Regions from separate parts of the Homo sapiens genome. Here region 1 is linked to region 2. Evidence: read pairs that join two places in POLR2A ChIA-PET (ENCODE). Cell type or tissue: Caco-2. All regions are shown on one strand. Each heading gives the region's core, and the rest is flanking DNA. Links, peaks and the distances in the headings are about the cores only. Region 1 overlaps LZIC (leucine zipper and CTNNBIP1 domain containing). Region 2 has its middle 15 kb from the start of KIF1B.

Evidence for each region. ChIA-PET counts read pairs that join two places held together with the same protein. Peaks named below come from ENCODE experiments on the same cell type or tissue, not always from the same donor. Only the 100,000 strongest peaks of a DNase experiment are listed, where the experiment ranks them.
Region 1: POLR2A ChIA-PET joins it to region 2 with 8 read pairs; 5 of 35 experiments call an interaction of 5 or more read pairs at or near these places.

The regions. Positions count from the first base shown.
Region 1 is chr1:9,934,579-9,938,969 of GRCh38, reverse strand. It overlaps LZIC (leucine zipper and CTNNBIP1 domain containing), which reads left to right. Exons shown (of 8, transcript NM_032368.5): 3 at 2,343-2,451; 4 at 3,343-3,478; 5 at 4,110-4,208. The coding sequence starts at 2,351. Among named protein-coding and RNA genes, the nearest start is that of LZIC, 6.6 kb to the left of the region's middle. RefSeq lists an enhancer at 1-146. In Caco-2, for the core only: no CTCF peak of the experiment used is centred there; no DNase peak of the experiment used is centred there.
Region 2 is chr1:10,193,280-10,197,670 of GRCh38, reverse strand. No RefSeq gene overlaps it. Among named protein-coding and RNA genes, the nearest start is that of KIF1B, 15 kb to the left of the region's middle. In Caco-2, for the core only: no CTCF peak of the experiment used is centred there; a DNase peak (open chromatin) is centred at 1,830.

The DNA.
Region 1 (4,391 bases), core at 220-4,219, 260 kb after region 2:
CCTGGATCAATAAATAAAAGACTGATTAGTAAAGGGTGTTTTTGAAAGGAAAGTTAGACCCCTACTTCAAAGCATAACAAAAAATGTTGCAGGTGGCTTTTGTCTGCAGCTAGAAAACAAAAATTTGTAAAAGTCTTGAATATAAAGATGTATAAATCTTGAGATGGTTAGGGCCTGCCTTCATGGGTCACAAAACGAAGAAGATTTAAAGGAGAAGATAGATTTGTCTATTAAAAAATAATAATTTGCCATGACAAAAAAACATAAAATTTAGTCAGGAGACGAAATAATATTTGCAATTACAAAGGCTTCATTGCTTGATCTTAGGAGGTCAAAGCTGCATGAGCCATGATCATGCCACTGCACTCCAGCCTGGGTGACAGAGCAAGACCCTGTCTCAAAAAAGCCAAAGGCTTTGTATCCATGTTATAAATCAGTAAGAGAAAGATAACCCAGCAGAAAGATGGTCACATTTCCAAAGAAGAAATTCATATTAAAAGATGTTCATCAGCTGGGCTTGTGGGCTTACACCTATAATCCCAGCATTTTGGGAGGCTGAGGTGGGAGGATCTCTTGAGCCCAGTTCAAGACCAGCTTGGGCAACATGGGAGACCCCATCTCTACAAAAAAATAAATTAGCCAGGTGTGGTGGTGTGTGCCTGTGTTTGCAGCTACTCAGGAGGCAGAGGTGGGAAGATGGCTTGAGCTCGAGAGGTTGAGGCTATAGTGAGCTATGATTGTGCCACTGTGCTTCAGCCTAGGCAACAGAGTGAGACCCTATCTCAAAAAAAAGTTCATGCTCACAAGTAATTAGGTCAATATACATAAGACCAATAAGATAATATCTGGAGTGTTTGGGGCTATAATGATTCATTTTATAAAGCAAAGTCACATTTGATCTACATATATATATATATTTCCATTTACCAAATTTGTTTAGAGTAAGATAGACCAATAATGAAGACTTCTAATTAATATGTCAAGTCACATAAAGAGGACTTTCAGGTATTTTTGTGGGGTGTTATTACTATATGAGTTTAAACTTTTATATCTAAATTAAGATTTTCTTTGTTTAACTATCTTTCATATACCTGTAGCTTTTTTTTTTTTTTTTTTTTTTTTGAGTCAGGGTCTCGCTCTGTCAACCAGGCCAGAGTGGAGTGGCAAGATCATGGCTCACTGCAACCTCAAATTCCTGGGCTCAAGCAGTCCTCTCACCTAAGCCTCCTGAGTAGGTGGGACTAGAGGCATCCGCCACCATGCCTAGCTAAGATTGTCTATTCTTTGTAGAGATGAAGTCTCACTATATTGGCCAGGCTGGTCTCGAACTCCTGGGCTCAAGCAATCCTCCCACCTCAGGCTCCCAAAGTGTTGAGATTACAGACATGCGTGAGCCACTGCACCCAGCTGCCTTTTTTTTTTTCTGAAATGTAGTCTCACTCTGTTGCCCAAGCTGGAGTGCAGTGGCGTGATCTCAGCTCACTGCAACCTCTGCCTCCCAGGTTCAAGCAAGCCTGCTGCCTCAGCCTCCCAAATAGCTGGGACTACAGGTAATTTTTTTTTCTTTTTTTTTTTTTGAGCCTGAGTCTTGCTCTGTCGCCCAGGCAGGAGTGCAGTGGCGTGATCTCGGCTCACTGCAAGCTCTGCCTCCCGCGTTCACACCATTCTCCTGCCTCAGCCTCCCAAGTAGCTGGGACTACAGGCGCCTGCCACCACGCCTGCCTAATTTTTTATATTTTTAGGAGAGACGGGGTTTCACCGTGTTAGCCGGGATGGTCTCAATCTCCTGACTTCATGATCCGCCCACCTCAGCCTCCCAAAGTGCTGGGATTACAGGCGTGAGCACCGTGCCTGGCCTTTTTTTCTCTTTAGAGATGGGGTTTCCCCCATGTTGCTCAGGCTGGTCTTGAACTCCTGACCTCAGGTGATCCACCCACCTCGGCTTCCAAAAGTGCTGGGGTTACAGGCGTGAGCCACCACATCCGGCCTTTTTTGTATTTTTAGTAGAGATGGGGTTTCACCATGTTAGCCAGGATGGTCTTGATCTCCTGACCTTGTGATCCACCCGCCTCGGCCTCCCAAAGTGCTGGGATTACAGGCCTGAGCCACCGGCGCCTGGCCGCAGCTGCATATTTTTAATTGCACTAGGGACTGGGTGTGGTGGCTTATGCCTATAATCCCACCTCTTTGGTAGTCCAAGATGGGAGGGTCACTTTAGGCCAGATGTTCCGAGACCAGCCTGGGCAACATAGTGAGACTCTGTCTCTACAAAAAATAAAACTTAAAAAAATTGCACTGGTATGTTAATTTCATATGGTATGTGGGTTTATTGTTTCACATAGAGATTAAAATGGCTTCCAGAGGAAAGACAGAGACAAGCAAATTAAAGCAGAATTTAGAAGAACAGTTGGATAGACTCATGCAACAATTACAAGATCTGGAGGAATGCAGGTAAGAGTTTAATTGTATGTTGTTATGCTGGAAACTGGCGTTTTTTCTGCAGCTAGCTCCGTGGATGCAGGCCCATGTGTGATGATTCTGCATTCCCCTGTAGTGTTCTTTGCAGTGCTTTGTCTATTAGAGAAGTAAACTTATTGCAGGCTTTGGAGTCATAAAGGCTGGGAAATGAAAGTCATTCAGTTAACTACTAAGTGCATGTGAACTTGAGCAAAATACTTACCTTCCTTGAAGTAGAAATAACACCTACTTTGTCTTTAGTATTTAAATCAGTCCTACCTGCTGTCAGGCTAAGAAGGTACTACTTGAACTTCTGGCATGTAGTTTCAGCCTTACCTGCACAAAGGACCACAACAGTTCATTGCAGCTTTTTTTTTTTTTTTTGAGACAGAGTCTTGCTGTATTGCCCAGGCTGGAGTGCAGTGGCGAGATCTCAGCCCACTGCAACTTCTGCTTCCCAAGTTCAAGCGATTCTCCTGCCTCAGCCTCCCGAGTAGCTGGGATTACAGGCATGCACCACCATGCCCGGCTAATTTTGTATTTTTAGTAGAGACGGGGTTTTACCATGTTGGCTAGGCTGGCCTCGAACTCCTGACCTCAGGTGATCTGCCCATCTCAGCCTTCCAAAGTGCTGGGATTACAGGTGTGAGCTACGGCACCCTGCTTTATTATGTGGTTTCTTAAGTATCCTCATTTTGGTAAAAGAAAAATGTTTACCAAAGTAACTATATTGCAGGAAAATGCCCTCACTACTACTATGTGAACACATTCACCATCAGCATTTTGATATTTCCCTTCAGTCTTTCTCTAATGTACAAGTATTAAGATTGCATTTTTCACTTGGAACTCTTCATTTTTCCATATCATGATGTTCACCTATTTCAGAGAGGAACTTGATACAGATGAATATGAAGAAACCAAAAAGGAAACTCTGGAGCAACTAAGTGAATTTAATGATTCACTAAAGAAAATTATGTCTGGAAATATGACTTTGGTAGATGAACTAAGTGGAATGCAGCTGGTAAGTATAACATATAGGCGACAGAGGACAGACTTTGTTTTTTTGTTTGTTCTTGTTTTTGTTTGAGATGCATTCTTACTCTGTCGCCCAGGCTGGAGTGCAGTGGGGCAGTCTTGGCTCACTGCAACCTCCGCCTCCCAGGTTCAAGCGATTCTCCTTACTCAGCCTCCTGAGGAGCTGGGATTACAGGCATGTGCCACCATACCCAGCTAATTTTGTATTTTTAGTAGAGACGGGGTTTCTCCATGTTGGTCAGGCTGGTCTTGAACTCCCAACCTCAGGTATCTGTCTGCCTCGGCCTCCCAAAGTGCTGGGATTACAAGCGTGAGCCACTGTGCCTGGCCTTTAGTTTTTTTTTTTTAGAGATGGGGTCTTGCTACATTTCCAAGGCTGGTCTCAAACTCATGGGCTCAAGCAATCCTCCTGCCTTGGCCTCCCAAGGTGTAACTTCTAGATGAGTGTCTGTTTATGCATACACAACATATCCTTCCAGATCTTCATTTAGTTGTGTAATTGCTTCCATGACAGGAACCAGTAAACCTTGATAAAAATTAAGGATCCGTCAATCAGTTATTGCAATATCTGATTTGTTGGACTATTTTGGTTAGTTTTTGCCTTCTTGTGTTTCTAGGCTATTCAGGCAGCTATCAGCCAGGCCTTTAAAACCCCAGAGGTCATCAGATTGTTTGCAAAGAAACAACCAGGTCAGCTTCGGACAAGGTTAGCAGAGGTAAAATTTCTTTAAATTGATTTGGTTGCTGTGTGTTTTTCATTTCCTAGGCCAATTCATTATGATATCCTATGGCTTAAAAATTTGCCAGGTGATTTTAGAGCCACAACTAACAATTTTCTGACAAAATTAGTACTTTGAGCAATTATAGTTGATAATGAATGTAGAGCTTTAAACAATATA
Region 2 (4,391 bases), core at 268-4,267:
AGCACACGAGGTCAGGAGTACGAGACCAGCCTGACCAACATGGTGAAACCCCGTCTCTACTAAAATACAAAATTAGCTAGGTGTGGTGGCGCACGCCTGTAATCCCAGCTACTTAGGAGGCTGAGGCAGGAGAATCACTTGAACCCTTGAGGCAGAGGTTGCAGTGAGCCGAGATTGAGCCAGTGCACTCCAGCCTGGGTGACAAGAGCATAACTCTGTCTCAAAAAAAAAAAAGAATATGTGAAACAAACAGAGATTGACTAAGTATTAACTAACAAAAATAAAGAAAGGAGGAGGAAAAAATCTGAAATTCTATCAATAGCGAGGTAACATTCTAAGTGGCTGATTCAACCACATTCATCCTCTCTGCTGCAAACATCCCAGCTTCAGATGTGTTACTTTAAAAGTTAATTCTCCCACACACTTTACATCAAAATTAGGTCATACCTGCATCCCCGCCAAGAATGGCCAAGAATGAGTGCGCTTGAACAAAAGGATACAGTTTGTAAAAAGAAAAAAGATGAGATATTTATGGCTAAAGAGGTTACTTGGCAGCAATTTTAGGCTCTTAGTCCACTCCTGGCAAAGAGAAACAGAAATTGCTTATCTTTTTTTTAAAGATTTGTTTCCTTTTTTCCCCTTCAACTGGAACTCTGTCCTTGATTTGGTCAAAAGGAAAATTGGTAAGAACTAAGAAACTTGATTTTTATTCCCCTCACTTGCTACCTTCCTGACTGTCTGAGTTCCCAAGCAAGTCAATTAATAGGAAAGTTGGGATTTGGGGTTTGAATTGAATCCTGGTCTATAATGAGCCCATATTTTTCTCTGCAGGAATGGACTCTCAGTTCCAACTCTGCACACACATTAAATCGTCCAGTTTTTACTAGAAGTATCTTATTTTCATCAGTGCCTGGCTCCTAATCCACCAATTTGATTCATCTCATCTCCCTCCACCCCTTTTTTTGCCATTTAAATGGATATGCACCCTTTTTTTTTTTTTGAGATAGAGTTTCGCTCTTGTTTCCCAGGCTGGAGTGCAATGGCATGATCTCCACTCACTGCAACCTTCGCCTCTCAGGTTCAAGTGATTCTCCTGCCTCAGCCTCCAAGTAGCTGGGATTACAGGCATGTGCCACCTCACCCAGCTAATTTTTGTATTTTTAGCAGAGATGGGGTTCCACCATGTTGGCCAGGCTGGTCTCGAACTCCTGACTTCAGGTGATTCACCTGCCTCGGCCTTCCAAAGTGCTGGGATTACAGGCGTGAGCCACTGCACCCGGCCACAAAAATTTGAGATAAACGGTCATAACATCAGGCCAGCCTGCAATGCTCTAGGTGAAATATTGTTTGCACCCTAGATTTATCGGACACAAAGCAATAGGCATGGAGAGACCTGCAGATGAGGCTCCTTTGGCTGCCACAGGATTTCTCAATCATCCTAAAGAAATCAACTGGTGCTGGGCACAGTCGTTCATGCCTGTAATCCCAGCACTTTGGAGGCTGAGTTAGGCAAATCACTTGGAGTCCAGGAGTTCGAGACCAGCCTGGGCAACATAGGGAGACCCTGTGTCTACGAAAATAATTTAAAAAATTAGTCAGGCATGGCCGGGCATGGTAGCTCACGCCTGTAATCCCAGCACTTTGGGAGGCCAAGACAGTCAGATCACGAGGTCAAGAGATCGAGACCATCCTGGCCAACATAGTGAAACCCTGTCTCTACTAAAAATGCAAAAAAAATTAGCTGGGCGTGGTGGTATGCACCTGTAGTCCCAGCTGCTTCTTGGGAGGCTGAAGCAGGAAAATCACTTGAACCTGGAGGTGGAGGTTGCAGTGAGTCCAGATTGCGCCACTGCATTCCATCCTGGTGACAGAGTGAGACTTCGTCTCAAAAAAAAAAAAAAAAAGAAAGAAAGAAAAGAAAATTAGCCAGGCATAGTGAAGTGCACCTGTAGTCCTGTAGTCCCATTTACTCAGGAGGCTGAGGCGCGAGAATTGTCTGATCCTGGGAGGTCCAGGCTGTAATGAGCCATGATGGCACCGCTGCACTCTAGCCCATGGTAAAGAGAAATGTGTCAGGCATGGTGGCTCACATGTGTAATCCTAACACTTTGGGAAGGCAAGGCAGGGGGCTTGCTTGATCCCAGGTGTTTGAGACCCGCCTGGGCAACATAGGGAGAACCTGTCTCTACAAACAATTTAAAAATTAGCCGGCGTGGTGGGAGAATCGCTTGAGGCCAGTAGGTTGAGGCTGCAGTGAGCCATGATTGTGCCACTGCACTCCAGCCTGGGCAACAGAGACCCTGTCTCAAAATAACAACAACAAAAAAACCCTGGCAGGGCGCTGTGACTCACACTTGTAATCCCAGCACTTTGGGAGGCTGAGGTGGGTGGATCACTTGAGGTCAGGAGTTCGAGACCAGCCTGGGCGACAGAGTGAGACTCTCTTTCAAATAAAAAGAAAAACGTTTTTGCATCACTGAAGGCCTCCCTAGATTGTAAGCAAAGACAGTGAAACACAGCCCTCTAAGACAAGGCAACTCTAAGGAAGAAGCTAGGCATTTATTTATTTTTAATTTAATTTTTTTTTGAGATGGAGTCTTCCTCTGTCACCCAGGCTGGAGTGCAGTGGTGCGATCTTGGCTCACTGCAACCTCCGACTCCCAGGTTCAAGCGATTCTCCTGCCTCAGCCTCCCGAGTAGCTGGGATGACAGGCAGTACAACCACGCCTGGCTAATTTTTGTATTTTTAGTAAAGATGGGGTTTCACCATGTTGGCCAGGCTGGTCTTGAATTCCTGACCTGAAGTGATCTGCCTGCCTCAGCCTCCCAAAGTGCTGGGATTACAGGCGTGAGCCACTGTGCCCAGCCCAAGCATTTAGATCTATAATATTTATATAAACAATTGACTGTGTTTGTAACTAAAAATTAACCCTGCTTATTTATAGCAGGCATTTCCTTACAAGAGCTCAAAGTTTTTAAAAAAGCGATGACATCAGCAATTTCTTTCTACACCTGTGATATTGACAGGTAACATGCTCATTTTACAAAAAGACTGAAAGGTAGAGAAATAATCTCCAAAGAGGCTGCAAACCCATCAGTGCAGGGAACAGAGACCAGAGACCTAGTGACCAGATAAGCCCTGAGCATCAACCAGCTCTCTCTCTCTTTCCTTTTCTCTCTCTCTCTCTCTCTCTCTCACACACACACACACACACACACACTCTCTCTCTCTCTCTCTCTACACCAACAGACTTTCGAGGTCTCGCAAGGTTGGAGATACCACGTTCGACCACAATACAGTCTGCCTGCCCCCTTTTTACTTTTCCATTACTGGCCATTTCTCCAACGTGCTTAGCTTTCAACAAAACAGCATAAATAATTTAAACCATCATAAAAAGCAATACGCGATACAGAAGGACGGAAGATTTAGAGACTGCCTGCTGGAAATCGGCAACACTACAGTTTCTTTATTCATCCTGGTATCCCACAGGGGTTGGAAAGACGGAAGCAAAGCTCTCGCTGGTGTTTCTTTATTCTCCCAAGAGTGGCTTATAGCATTTGGGGGCAGGGAGAAAAGGCTGAGCTGCAGTGATTTCAATGAGAGGCTGTGTGGTCACAGGCAAGTAACATAACCTCTCTGAATTTTGGTTTCTTCATCTGTAGAGTGAGTATCTACCACAAGGTTCTCGGGATTATTAGATGGAGGGTGTTTGTTTGTTTGTTTGTTTTGAGATGGAGTCTCACTCTGTCACCCAAGCTATAGTGCAGTGGCGTCATCTTGGCTCACTGCAACCTCTGCCTCCCGGGTTCAAGTGATTCTCCTGCCTCAGCCTCCTAGGTAGCTGGGATTACAGGCGCGTGCCACCATGCCTGGCTAATTTTTGTATTTTTAGTAGAGATGGGGTTTCACCATGTTGGGCAGGCTGGTGTCGAACTCCTGACCTCAAGTGATCTACCCACCTCAGCCTCCCAAAGTGGTGGGGATTATAGGCATGAGCCTCTAAGCCCGGCCAGATGGAGTTGTAATCTACACCACTGAAGTGGAGAGGCCAGAACAGAGAAGGAAGCAGATGGAACTGAGAAACCACATAGAGACTGAGAGATCCTGAGGAGAAAGAGGCATTTGGGTTCTGGGAGAGGAGGTGGTGGCAGCTTGGAAAAGAATGGGTGCAGCTCTGGGCGGAAGGGAAGCTGGGAGAGGCGGACGTGTCTTCTGCCTGCCCCCATCACCCTATAATCCTGCACCTGTCAAAAGCAACCCAGGGTGCAGGAGGAGTTCCAGGGAGGCACAGATGTCTGACTGTGTTGACAGGAGCGGAGAGATGGCTGACATCAATAGATAGGCTGACGCAAAGTGTCCCCCTTCTCTCCATTCCCTAAGGACCAGCTGA